Linked DNA regions of Homo sapiens: region 2 is linked to region 1. The links are chromatin loops, found by intact Hi-C in ENCODE. Cell type or tissue: A673. All regions are shown on one strand. Each heading gives the region's core, and the rest is flanking DNA. Links, peaks and the distances in the headings are about the cores only. Region 1 overlaps LINGO2 (leucine rich repeat and Ig domain containing 2). Region 2 overlaps LINGO2 (leucine rich repeat and Ig domain containing 2).

Region 1 (6,766 bases), core at 1,655-5,654:
CTCTGTCTTCCGAAAATTCTACACTGTAGTACTTAGCACATTATTGGCTTACATTACGTGCTGGGTTAAATCTAATAGAATAACAAAGTGAATGATCAAATAAGAAAATTCTCTATAAACTATAAATCACCATCAAGATATACTGCTATAAGTTATAACATGCAAAAACACACAGGTTAATATATGGTATAGCATAAGAGAAAATAAGGCATATGGATGAGGGATGAAAGTATTAATTGTTATTTCTTAGTATGAATTTAACAAGGAAAAAATTGGTAGATGTTCCAGGAAGTCACTGTTGGTCAGACCAAAAGAAGGACAGAATTTTGTCATTAGCATCACCTTCCTTTACTATGGATCTACGTATTCAAAATCATCCTGGCTTAATGGCAAAACTAACAGACCTTGATTTAGGCATAGACAAGGATCACTTAACTCTAAGTGTTCTCATTAGCCAAGTGCTCAAGGCCATTTGTTATCAACCTTATCTTATCCCCAAGTCTTACAAATTGTCTAACTACCTACTGGTCTCCTCTTAAAGGGAAACACTGTTTGAGATTTACTCCCTTTTAATCTACACTTTAAAGGTTTCCCTTCAACTCCTGTAATCAGCTTATATAGGTCAGTCGTAAGATCCCACATCTGAGCACCAGTTTCATTAAAAGATCAACTTCATAAATCACAATCAATGGGAATAAACATAAAATGAACAAAGAGCTTTTTTTTTTTTGGTGGAAATAACTTCAATTGAAAGAAATGCTGCTAAAAGATCTTGCAACATTGCTCTGTTTTCCTCTAGAATTTACTATTTCAATAAGAAATCTGATGTTGATCTGGGTATGTCTTTCTGTGACTGAAATTCTCCCCCTGTCTCCTTTCTCCTTTCTTTTCTTTCCTATTTGGTGTGTGTGTGTGTGTGTGTGTGTGTGTGTGTGTGTGTGTGTGTGTGTGTGTGTGAGAGAGAGAGAGAGATTCAGAGAAGGTAGTATAAGGTTTGGAATTAATTGGACATTAGTCAGAGTCCCAGTAAAACCATTTGTGAATTTTGTGAACAAGAGAATTTAGTTAATCTCTCTAATCCTTAGTTTTCTCATCAATTAAAGGGGAATAATAAAATATCTAATATTCAGAATGTTGTGAAGTTCAATCATGCATTTAAAGTGATGAGCAGCATATAGCACAGAGCAGACATTTAGGAAAGATTGGCTATTAGGAAAGATGCTTTATTATTATCATTACTATTAGATTTGATCTTTAGAATTCAGAAATCTCCCTAGAATATGTCTCAGTATAGATCTTTTTTTGTAAACATGAATAGCTGGGCAAAATCTCTCATTTTTTAACATATCACAGCATTTATCACATTTTATTGACATTATCTTTTTATTTATCTACACTCATGGAATAACTGAATGCCGTAGGAAGACAAGGAGTATATCTACCCTGTTCACTACTTCATCTGAAATACCTAGCACAGTGCTCTGAAGACACGTTCAACAATAAATATTCACTGAATGAATGAGTAAATGAATTATTTTTCCCCGAACATCTAGATATGAAGAATGAGATGCCTTACATAACAAATATGGAATCCCTGTAGCGCATTTGTAAGTTAATAAATTGGCAGTTGGTTTATACATCTGTGTCTTGCAAGATTGATTATTATAAGTAAGTGACCTTTGAGTAATTGATTAAATCCAGTTTCTCACCCTAGAAAATCCAGTCAGACCGCGGTCTCAGGTAATATACTAAAAATATATGGCTCTGGAGGCACTGTGCAGTTCTTTGGCTTCCTTCTCTCTGTCATCTTTACTATTAGTAACATCCTTTTTGAAATTCAGCCTTCCCAGAAAGGAAATTCTGCAGCTATCCACTGAAGACCAGTTGCATGTACATAACAGCAGCATCACTTTTGGCTACTTGTGAGCACACACGAATAACCAGTAAAATGAGACCCCAGCTTAGCAATTCTTCAGTAAATGAATGGAAAACCATGCTCTAGGCAGTTATTGATATTACTAAATGGCTCTTGAAAATTGTCCGCTGAAGCTGAAAGCATACCTTATTTCTTCTAGGCCTTACATTTTCTTTAACTCTCTTTTTTGTACTTCAGTACTATATGTTCCCTTGCTTAAGAGGGATAGGCTTTGTAAGCAAGACAGCAGCACTCTGGATACACCTTTCCATATGATACTTGAAGAAAAAAAGTTAACTTTAAAACTGCAGCCCATAGAGATAAATACAAATAGTGAAGGAGGAGTTCTGAAGCTCCAGTAGTTAAGTAATATACTTAAGATGGCAATACTATCAATCTACAACACAAACTCACACCAGCTTAATCCAATTTGTCCACAACAGCACATCACTGAAATGGAGCTAGAATTCAAACCTTTTGATTCTAAACTCATTCCATAGTATCACGTTGCCTTGAGAGATGGAGTGAGAAAATGTCATGAAAAATAATAATCACATAAAAGTGAAATGCTCAGTTAGGTTAGACACAAATGTAAGGCAACAAAAGTGACCTACATACGGCCGGGCGCGGTGGCTCACACCTGAAATCTCAGCACTCTGGGAGGCTGAGACGGGTGGATCACGACGTCAGGAGATCGAGACTGTCCTGGCTAACACAGTGAAACCCTGTCTCTACTAAAAATACAAAAAATTAGCCGGGTGTAGTGGCGGGCGCCTGTAGTCGCAGCTACTCAGGAGGCTGAGGCAGGAGAATGGCGTGAACCCAGGAGGCAGAGTTTGCAGTGAGCTGAGATCGTGCCACTGCACTCCAGCCTGGGCGACAGAGCAAGACTCCATCTCAGAAAAAAAAAAAAAAAGTGACTTACATACAAAGTTGTAGTGTTTGAAGGATAGCTATTTATGTATGGTGAGGGGTACTGTGTACTATTTATATAAGGAAAAAAATTAGTGGGATGATGGTGATGATGATGATGATTCTGCTACTAGTGTGCTGAAACGTCAACATTTCCCCCCATTAAATGGTGGGCTGCATACTGAATAATTCCTTCCAAATCCCACTGCAGGAAACCTGCATCTCTAAGCTTTTAGGTTTATCTATTATTCATGCTGCTTGTTTGTACAATACTATTGATTATTCACTGTTTGACCAAATAGTAAGATGATATTTTGCTCTCAATGAAAACTCATGGCAAATGCTTGAATCACCAAAATTAGATGTGGAGAGCAGGCTTGTGGAAAGGGTAATTCAACTGGAGAGAGGGTAAAATATGAAGAATTAAATAAAAACTCCTTTAAATGTGGATGTTTTTCAGTCCTCAGGAGTCCTGTGAAACTCACGCTACATCGTGCTGCAAGACTATGAATACTTATTATAAAGGAAATTCAGTTTACCTTGAAATTTATAAAATAATATAACTGAGGAATTGGTATTTTTGTAAATATAAGCAAGGTTAAACTTTTTTGATATGTTAAAAGAAATTTTAGGTATGTGGGCCAAATGTCATTTTCTTTTTGATACACACACACACACACACACACACACACACACACACACACACTTACTTTAGCATCTCACTTTTTGTAAAGGCAAGATTTAAAACACTTTAAACAGCAAGAAACTTGAGCTTTCTCTTTTGATTTTAATTTCAATAATAGAGCATGAGCTGTTCAGGAGGTTCAAGTTTCTATTCTTATAATAGTTTTCTACACAATATAAGGTACATATGTAAGCTATGCTAGTATAAGTTTATATAAGACCTCCTAAAACGGTTCACTGAATAGCAAAAAAGAAAGAGGATTCCTCCTGGAATGAAATACATGTTTTGCATTTTTTGTTAGTTGAATTTTTTTTGGCCATTGCCAAAACGTATCCAACAAAAATCTCATGCTTGTTTGCAAGGCAAATATTAGAATTATTGTACATACATATGCCCATGCCTATACACATTTCACACACATATATATACACACACACATTATAGAAAAATGTGATTGGTATATTCTCATTTTATATATGTGATGTCACTGATGTGCATGATTTAAAAGATATCTTGTCAGCTCTGAACTTAAAAAAAAAAGCAGAGCAATTAAACTTTTCTGGCACTAGAGGTCGCTAAAACCAGATTACAGATACAGTGACTGCACTTCTAAATCCACAGGGAGGATAGCTAATTTACAATCCAATATGTAGTGGTAAAGGATCAAAGTAAATTACGTTCAGGAATATCTACATTATAACACAAAGTATTGCAAAGTTCAATTTTTTCAGTGGGAATCAACAAAATTGTGGGTTTTTCAAATCAAATTAATAATAAGGAAAATTAATGTTTCCCCTATTTTAACAGCTGTATATATTTAACCAAAATGAAAGCGCTGGACCTTAAACTTGACTGTTTATGTGTTTTGCATTTCAAAGACCACACAGGAACAAATCGTCGAATAAGTAAATTGTTTGTCAAAGCTTTGCTTTTTTAGTATGCCTGGCAATAAACATGTTAACAGAGTCAACTGGAAGAAGGGGAGGGGAGTGACCAATAATGTGTGTGCGGATATTGCTGGTGATGCTGCCAAAGTGAGCATAGGAGGCAAAACAGAGTTATGAGTTGTGCCTTAGAGGAGAAGCTTTGCTTGGCAGTCACTGACTGCTGAGCCGAACTCTGGATTCTCTGTTTCTTAGCACAGGAAAGGTCCCGGTGTTTTGGTTGTGAAAAGCCACCCATTTTCTAAAGCTGCTCCCTACATTACACAGTTGTACCACCACTTGATTTTGGAGAAGCACATCATTGGTTCACTCCCTTCAAACAGGGATTCTTTCCATTTGTGAATCTCACTGCTATCTGAGCCAGGTTTCTGAGCCCCAAAGATAGTGGAAACTATCTGTGCATAGGTACTGAATCTTTAGAGTGCATGGCCTGCCTGATAATTTTCTAAAAGGTCCAATGGCTTCTTTAAATACCAGCATGGTTTGGAAGTCACATAGTTCCCTGGTCAATTATGTTCTAGATGCCATGGGAAAGAATACATATCTTTTTGGGCCTCAAACTTCCTGAACATTAAGTAAGATCACTGGACTATGGGGCCTTAAATATTATAAGTCTAATGTTCAATGAACTTACATGAGTCCTGCCTGAGAAGAAGAATTTCATGATTGACATCTGCTAAGAACTATTAAAGATGTAATTTTAAGAAATGTGCATACTGATAATGATTTGTACTTCTTAGTTTATTCTCCATGCAAAACTATTGGCCATTCTGAAATATTATGATATTTTCTAAATTTGGGGAAAATATACTTTGTTCGTTCACTCTTTGTTTGGAAAACCTAGTTGGTTATGCCTTGAGACCCTAGTGGTGACATCTTTAATGAGAATAATGAAAAAAATTGTAACATCATATATCTTCTCCTTTGCTTCAAAATCCAGAAGGACATTTGAAGTGCTTGAGGGCAGAAATCAGCAATTTTCATGTCACCAGTCCCTGGCTCATGGCAAGCACTCAGAGTGTGTGTTTGATGGGTTCATCAAAGAAAGAGTAGGTTTGTTTATTAACAACATGGTTTTGAGGATCCTGAAAAAGTCAGTTTATGGAATACTTTTGTTATAAGTCAAAATCTAACTCTTGAATAAGCCCCTGGCTTCAGTGAGGAAACAGTGAGCTTTAGTGATCCTTAGGATAGGAGAATGGTTGAACGACCACTTAAGTGGTGAAAGATGAGAAACAGTAGCCAAAAGGAGGCTATCACAATTTTTTTCTCTCTTTTTCTTTCTGCCTTCTTATACTTTAATGTGCTAGCCCATGAATCAAATGAACAAAAGCTTTATTTTACAGACATTTTGAATCAAAATAACTGACTCTAAATTGTAACTCTAGAAATGGCCATTTAATTGTTCTGCCTGTCCTTTAGAATTATGCAAAAACTAAATAATGAAAACTAACAATGCAGAAAGTTTACTCAAATTCAATATTCAAATATTACTAATTTAACCAGTAGCTATAATCCTTCCCTAGAGTATCTTCTCAAAAGAAAAAATATTATGAGCTGGTAACCATGCTGGAGCTGTTTCCTTTCATGCATTCTCCCTCTCTCTATTCCACAAAAATTGTTAAGGGCACGATGCATACCAGGTACCATGTTAAGCACAGAAAATACAATGATGAACTAAACAGACACTGTCTTTCCTTTTCAAAGGTTATTGTAAGTCAAAGAACACCACTGGTCAAGTAAATAAGCAATAACGATGAGTGAGATTTGTGTCAGAACAGAGGAAGTATAGAGTATATAGAACCCCAGTCACACAGCTGCCTCTTTTTTTTTTTTCAGTCAACTTGTCAGACAGAAGTTACTCCATAATATGGTTTGGATTTGTGTCCCTGCCCAAATCTCTTGTCAAATTGTAGGAGTGGCCTGGCGGGAGGTGATGATTTCCCCTTGGATTTCCCCCTTGCTGTTCTCATGATAGTGAGTTCTCACGAGATCTGGTTGTTTAAAAGTGTGTGGCACGTCCCCCTTTGCTCCCTCTCCCACTTGCTCTGCCTTGGTGAGACGCGCTTTCTTCCCCTCCCCTTCCGCCATGATTGTAAATTTCCTGAGGCCTCCCAATCATGCTTCTCTACAGTCTGTGGAACTGTGAGTCAATTAAACCTCTTTTCTTCATAAATGACCCAGTCTCGGGTAGCTCTTCTAGCAATGTAAAAAGGGATTAATACACTCAGTAAATATTTGATGAATTATATGCATGTTGAACAATTGAGACTGAATAAAAACAATCATTATTTCAGAAGAAAGGGAGGC
Region 2 (6,766 bases), core at 1,387-5,386, 47 kb after region 1:
AAGATGAAAAAGCCTTATGCCAGACATAATGAGTAAGGAAATGAATACACTTTGACCTTTGGATTTCTGTTTTTTTGGTTTGCCATTTTATGTAACATACTCACAAGTTGACTGTTGATCTCTTTATCTAGATAACTAGTTATATTTCTCTTTTAACAGGTTTCACTTTTCTAGTCATTCTTCTCATATAAGGATCAGAAAACAACAGTAAAATGGAGAAAGAGGGTTAGGTGCCTATAGCCCAGTCTGAGACGAATGATACTTTAGATCACAGAAAAAATACTTTTTAGGAGTTAATCCTAATGTTTTTAAAATTTAATGATAGAACTCACACCTCTCTTCAGATCAGAACTAAGACCTGGTTAATGCAGCTATACCTTCTCATTCTGTCCATCATACATGCAGTTCATTAGTTGGGTCTGAGTCAGTGCTCAGAGTATTAGGTGCTAGTCTAAAAGCACAGGTGACCTGCTCTAAATCAGACATTTCTAAAGTACGGGTCCTAGACAGTAGCTGATGGCTCAAGAAAAATTCTTTCTTTGGAGAAAAGGGAATTTAATTAACCTACCATATTAACTTTTCCTTCTAGAGGCATCAACTCATTCTTTTTATTTGTTTGTTTTTGAGATGAAGTCTTGCTCTTGTCACCCAGGCTGGAGTGCAATGGTACAATCTAGGCTCACTGCAACCTCTACCTCCTGGGTTCAAGCAATTCTCCTGCCTCAGCTTCCCTGGCAGCTGGGAATTACAGATGCCCGCAACCACATTCAGCTAATTTTTGTATTTTTATTAGAGACAAGGTTTCACCATCTTGGCCAGGTTGGTCTCGAACTCCTGACCTCAGGTGATCCACCTGCCTCAGCCTCCCAAAGTGCTGGGATTACAGGCATGAGCCACTGTGCCTGGCCTCAACTCATTCTTTTATCATTTTACAGGAAGTTAACTGTTTCTCCTGGGAATCTGTAATTATCAGTTTTCAAGCTCAAACCTTAAGGAGATAAACTTTCTAATTTGCACTTTGAATGGCAGTGTAAAAAGATAGAGCTCTCACATTATTCACAGGGTGTAAACTATTAACAAACTAAAAAAAAAACTTTAAACCTGAAAAACACTCTTACTAATTCTGGAGTGTTTTGTTTGTTTTCTTCAAAACCAATCACATTAAATCTTTAACCATTCACAATAAGAAAGCTAAAACAGTTGCTAAGCACATAAATACATAGTTTTGTTGTTTTTTTTCTACCTGAGGAAGGTTTTCAGATGATAGATCCATCTTTAGACTGCTCTCATCATTCTTTGAGAAGCCCCAAATCCTTCAGCATGACTAATTAAAGGTCCTCAGCAGCCTGTTCTCAGTCTTATCCATCAGAGCTTCCCTTCCATAATCAGGCTATCATCACAGCACACTCACCACCATTGAAAGCAGGGGATATACTTGTCAACCTCCTCGCTCTTGCTCTTGTTGATCCTCTTCCTGTTATACCCTTTCATCCAATTCTTTTCAGTCTTGGAGTCTGGCTCAAATCTCACTATTTTTGTGAAGCTTTCTCTAATCTCCACCCATCATCCTTCTTCCCCTCCCCTCCCAAGTTGGCAGCTATATCTCTTCCTCTATGCATCCACAAGCATTTATAAAAAAAGTTTCATTGTATAACATCTGATATGGCATATTGGCATATTCTACCACTATTCCACATGCCAAATCTTAAATTGTGTTATATTTATTTGTATGAATTTCTTTTCCCTCCTAGTTGGTAGGAGTTTCCTTGAGATCATGTCTACTTATTCTGAATCCTGGAGTGTCTACCAGAGTTCACCACTCAAACAGCTATTATATTGTGGTGTTTTGTGTTTTTCACTAGACTGCAAGGGCCTAATGAGGAAGACATGTTCTCTAACTTTGTATCACTATTACCTAATCACAGGCCAAGCAGGTCCTGTGGCAGAGCACGTCATGAGAAACTACTTGCCTTGGTGCTGACCATTAAGTCAGTGTCCAAATTCACAGTTTCCTTGTGAGTTTATGAAGTTTCCATAGCAGCTTCCTGGGCTATAGAAACCACATATCCCATTTATTGTCTCTTCTACTCTTGGTAAACTCTCCTTTTATCAGTGAAGGGGAGGAGCATACATATATAACCTGCCCACCCACACCTACCACTCCTCCTCACCAAAATCCCCCACCCTCTGAATCAAATGGTCGTATTCTGCTTTGAATAAATTAATTCTAATTTCCTGGACATTTTTAGATTATTCATCTACAGGGATATGTACAGGGACCATGTTGATGTTAATTTATCACTCATTTTAACCAGGATGTCTAAGAACAGGTAAGACTAAATCTCATGAAACATTTAAAAACAGTGAAACCAGTAAGTAATATATTACCAAAATGAGTTTTTTCCTGAGCATTATATGGTACTGGAATGAGAGTTTCCTAAGGAAAGGGCACGTGCTGGAGAAAAGATGAAAAAAAAAAAAAATAGGCCTAGGAGCAAGACTATAGAAGACCACGTGTGTCACCCACTGAGCAAGCTATTAGAGACCCTTTAGAGAATTTTCAACAGAAAAAAGATGACAAAAATGGCCTTAGAAACCTTAGGCTAACGGAATACAACATTCTAAATCTCCACTAAAATGATGAAAAAGATGCAAGCAGTATAACAGCTTTAAAAAGCAACATGTCATGTAATCCCATACATTGACGTATGTCAAGCATCAGTCAAGGTCAGAAGGATAGGAAGCTGGTTTCAGTTCTACCTGGAATGAAGTTCATTATATATGTCCAGAGCACAAAGATTTTAAAATTGAGGGCAGGCCACTTTAAAAACAATTTGCAAAAAAACTGGCAAACATAATTCACAAATATAAACAGGAAAATATAATGGATCTCTCATTCTAAATTCAGTTTAAAGTAGCAGTCCTGGGGCCATTGTTAAGGCACAGAGTGGGCACAGAAAGTTAGAAGTCTACCCAGTTTTTACTCCCTTAGAAACAGTGGGGGTTTTGGCTAATAGAGCTGTGAATATTCAGTGAAGGCCAATAATCAATTTGCTTCGAAAATAGCAGCAGTCACAGTTCCCGCAGCTTTACAGGCTTGCCAGGAGGGGCACCCCATACCCACACACACACTTGGTAAAGGGTGGAGGAAACACCATCCTCATAAATGAGCCTTCAAGGCTTGCTTTTTGATGTTTCTGTCACAGGAAGGATTAACAATGCACAGCTTCCTTCACTGCTGCTTTCACAGCTAGAATTTTAACATGCCCAGCATCTCTAAGGAAGTTGTTAGTATCTAACTTAAATAGGAGCAGGAAATCCTTTACATCCATTGTTGGGAAAAATAAATAAGTTCCTAAAACATCATGCTGGCTACATAGCCCTTGCGAACAAAGTGAGCATCACACAGGGTGCACTGACTAGGGGCATATCTTGGAGGGTCCTCCGGTTATATTTAATTCTTGTTAGACTCTGATAGAATGTTGTTGCTTCTGTGAAAGCCTGCTGAAACTGTGCTGCTTTGTTTCCTGGGAGTTTCCAACAGAAGGAGTAGGAAATAAAGGACTAAACAAAAGCTGGGCTGAAAGATTATAAAAACAAATGAGCAAGGGAAGTAGCAATAATGTTCCTCCTGGTGGGATGCTCACCCCAACAAAGGCAAGTAATAGAGAAGGCCCTTAGGAATTTATTCATACAGATCACGGAAATTTGCAAAAATGAGCAAGTGATAACCTCAGCCTTGGAACTAGATGCCTCCAGCTGTAGCTGCAACAGTCCTACCTCAATGCTGCCATCAAAACAGAACGTTGTGAAAAAGTACTTGGGCAAAGCCTGGAGTTAGAGAACAATAGGCCTGGTGCTGGCTTCATAACAATAAATTACTAAACTGGGTATACTTGCTCTGGCAGCCCATACCACAGAGTAAAGAAACCATGTGTGGGATAAGGTGCTTGGGCAGCAAAAGATGGGAGGACGTTCCCATTCCTGTTCCACGATGCCCTCAGTGCTTCTTCTGGTTCCACATGAAGTATAGAGGATACGGGAAAGAGCAGTAGTTTAGAATTATCCAGGTGGTCAAAGGCCCGTCAAGGTAATAATCACTCCAGAGATGTGCATAGACTGTTGGAGAGTGGGAGACAATGCTGTGCCTCTCTAAGGGGTCTTCACTGACAGAAGGAGTCAAGGTGAACCTGGATACTGTCTCTTCTAAAATCAAACCTACCATCAACAGAGACCTGAAGCAGCAGACAAAACCAGCCTGGTCAGAGCAAGCCCAGAGATACTTCTAAATGACTCATAGGTGGCCGAACTCTTTATTTTCTTATCTCCCAAGGTCCTTATGCCCTCCAGTCCCATGGAAGCCAAGAAATCCCAGAAAAGGGGAAAAGAGAAGAATCTCACACCAAAGCATACTCAACCAAAGTTAACATTCCTCTAACTCTACCTACAGGTGATGAATGGAGGCCGAATAAAAAGCAAACTATACCCTCTGCATACTTCAAGTTTCTCAAGACATAAACCTGGCCTGCACTACGAGGAAGAGGACATGCTAAACTGATCACAATATGGAAGTTTTAACTGTCATAAATTTTTAATAACTTTAAGTAACCAGAAATGCAAGCAATGTATGATGGTCAATACAGAGTATCAGCTTGAATGGATTGAAGGATGCAAAGTATTGATCCTGGGGATGTCTGTGAGGGTGTTGCCAAAGGAGATTAACATTTGAGTCAATGGGCTGGGAAAGGCAGATCTGCCTTTAATCTGGGCGGACACCATCTAAGCAGCTGCCAGCATGGCTAGAATATAAAACAGGCAGAAAAATGTGAAAAGACTAGACTGGCCTAGCCTCCCAGCCTACATCTTTCTCCTGTGCTGGATGCTTCCTGCCCTCAAACGTCAGACTCCAAGTTCTTCAGTTTTGGGACTCCGACTGGCTCTTCTTCCTCCTCAGGTTGCAGACGGCCTTTCTTAGGACCTTGAGGTTATGTGAATGAATACTTAATAAACTCCCCTTTATATATTTATCTATCCTATTAGTTCTGTCCCTCCAGAGAACCCTGACTAATACATACTGAAAAAATTAAAATCCAGAGATGGCACTGGGTATAGAAAAGGAACAGGCTGAAACAGAACACAGTTCAAAGTGACAACTGAATAAAAAATATACTTTTTTATGTTAATACCCAGCAGCTTTTGGACTATTAAATAAACCTGTTACTATATTAACATGCTTAATTCTCATATCAATGAGTTGGAATTGTATTGTACTCACTTGATAGAAAAGTAAATTGGGACTGAGAGAGGTAAATTTCTCAGAGTTCAGTTATTAAGCCAGGATTTGAAATCAGGTCCATTTGGCTCTATAAAACATGCTTTCTTTCTCCCACTCACCTTATTTTTCAGGATTTCTTGATGATAGGACCTTCCTGGAGTGTGTCAAATGTTAGCAGTAGGGGGAATTATAAATAAAAGGATATATTATGGAAGCAACATTACAAACTATGACAGTGGGCCACTAAATGGACATCTAGGCAGATGGTTCCTAGAAATCCAGCAGCAGGAAGGAGGTCAATATATTAAAAGGTTTTATAGGTCAATATATCAAAAGGTTTTTCCGAAGATTACCATAACGTATCTCCAGATATGTAGCTCTTTTAGGACTTTGTAACTCCTCCTTCAAAAGGTAAAATCTATGGTACTATCTCTGAACCTGGGTTGGCCTTTGTGACTGCTTTGATCACAAGAGTATGGCAGAAGTGGCTCTGAGATTAGTCAAAAGAATGGATGCACTCTTGGAGCACTTGTTTTTGGAATCTATCCATCATGCTGTGAGAAAGCCTAAGATGCCTTGGAGAGGCCCATGTACAGAGGAACTGAAGCCCCAGCCCATACATAGCCCTGGATTAGCTCCTAGACAAAGGCGGCACTGAACTGTCAACCACCTGAATGACTTATCTTGAAAGTGGATTGTCAGTGTACAAGATGAAGCTTAAAATCTGTAGACACTGCTTTGTTGTTATTTTTTAAAAGGCCCTCTAGTATATGATAAGCTGTACAGTCTCATTGTTCTCAGGTGTGTATATTGACTGACTTAGGCTGAAATGTCAGGTATATATATTGACTTCAGTGTATAGCCCTTAGTTATTAAACTAAGAAATTAAAACCTCTGTATTTAACTGGTAATCAGGAAAAATATATACATACAAACTAAACCAAAGAAACAGAAAAAAAAAGTTGGTATCACATGGAACAGAGTAAAGCAATTCCTGAAAAGTTACACTAAAATTGTAAATTTATGCAAATAGTTAGTACTTGTTATTCGCTCATGCCTGTGAAGTTTGAAGGTGGTTTGTTTCACGGTAATAACTGACAAAAGTCATAGAAACTGGACAACAAGAACTGGACTCTAGTCTCTGGGAATATAGGGGGAGAACTTAAGGCAAAACTCTAGCTTGAAGGAAGTGGATTATAAACAGAACTTCAGGAGTGTGGAACAAGATAGAATATCTGTTTCTAGACCCTGAGTAAAAAGTAGGGCCTTAGTGCTAGGAACCAAGAGATAAGCCCAATTAGTAGGCACATGATTAGGGCAAATTTAACAAGTGTGACCTGATGCTCAAGAAGTTAATCAGCCTCAGATGCGGGACAAGGAAGAGCTATCCTGAGGGACTAGAAATTAGGCATGTCATTTTACTGAGTTTTGTACCAGAGCACATGCATCACTTCAAGACTCTAGTGTCAGAATGGCAAATCAGTTTCAAGT

The links. Peaks named below come from ENCODE experiments on the same cell type or tissue, not always from the same donor. Only the 100,000 strongest peaks of a DNase experiment are listed, where the experiment ranks them.
Region 2: it touches region 1 in a loop (1.9-fold over the local background); 3 of 110 quality-filtered maps call a loop at or near these places.

What each region holds. Positions count from the first base shown.
Region 1 is chr9:28,770,551-28,777,316 of GRCh38, forward strand. The region is part of intron 2 of LINGO2 (leucine rich repeat and Ig domain containing 2); the gene reads right to left. Among named protein-coding and RNA genes, the nearest start is that of MIR876, 90 kb to the right of the region's middle. RefSeq lists an enhancer at 4,589-5,088. In A673, for the core only: a CTCF peak has its summit at 4,074 (motif pointing right); a DNase peak (open chromatin) is centred at 4,111; H3K4me3 peaks cover 399 bases; H3K27ac peaks cover 498 bases.
Region 2 is chr9:28,817,778-28,824,543 of GRCh38, forward strand. All of the region lies in intron 2 of LINGO2 (leucine rich repeat and Ig domain containing 2), which reads right to left. Among named protein-coding and RNA genes, the nearest start is that of MIR876, 43 kb to the right of the region's middle. RefSeq lists an enhancer at 2,933-3,504. In A673, for the core only: a CTCF peak has its summit at 3,113; a DNase peak (open chromatin) is centred at 3,234; H3K4me3 peaks cover 346 bases; H3K27ac peaks cover 1,923 bases.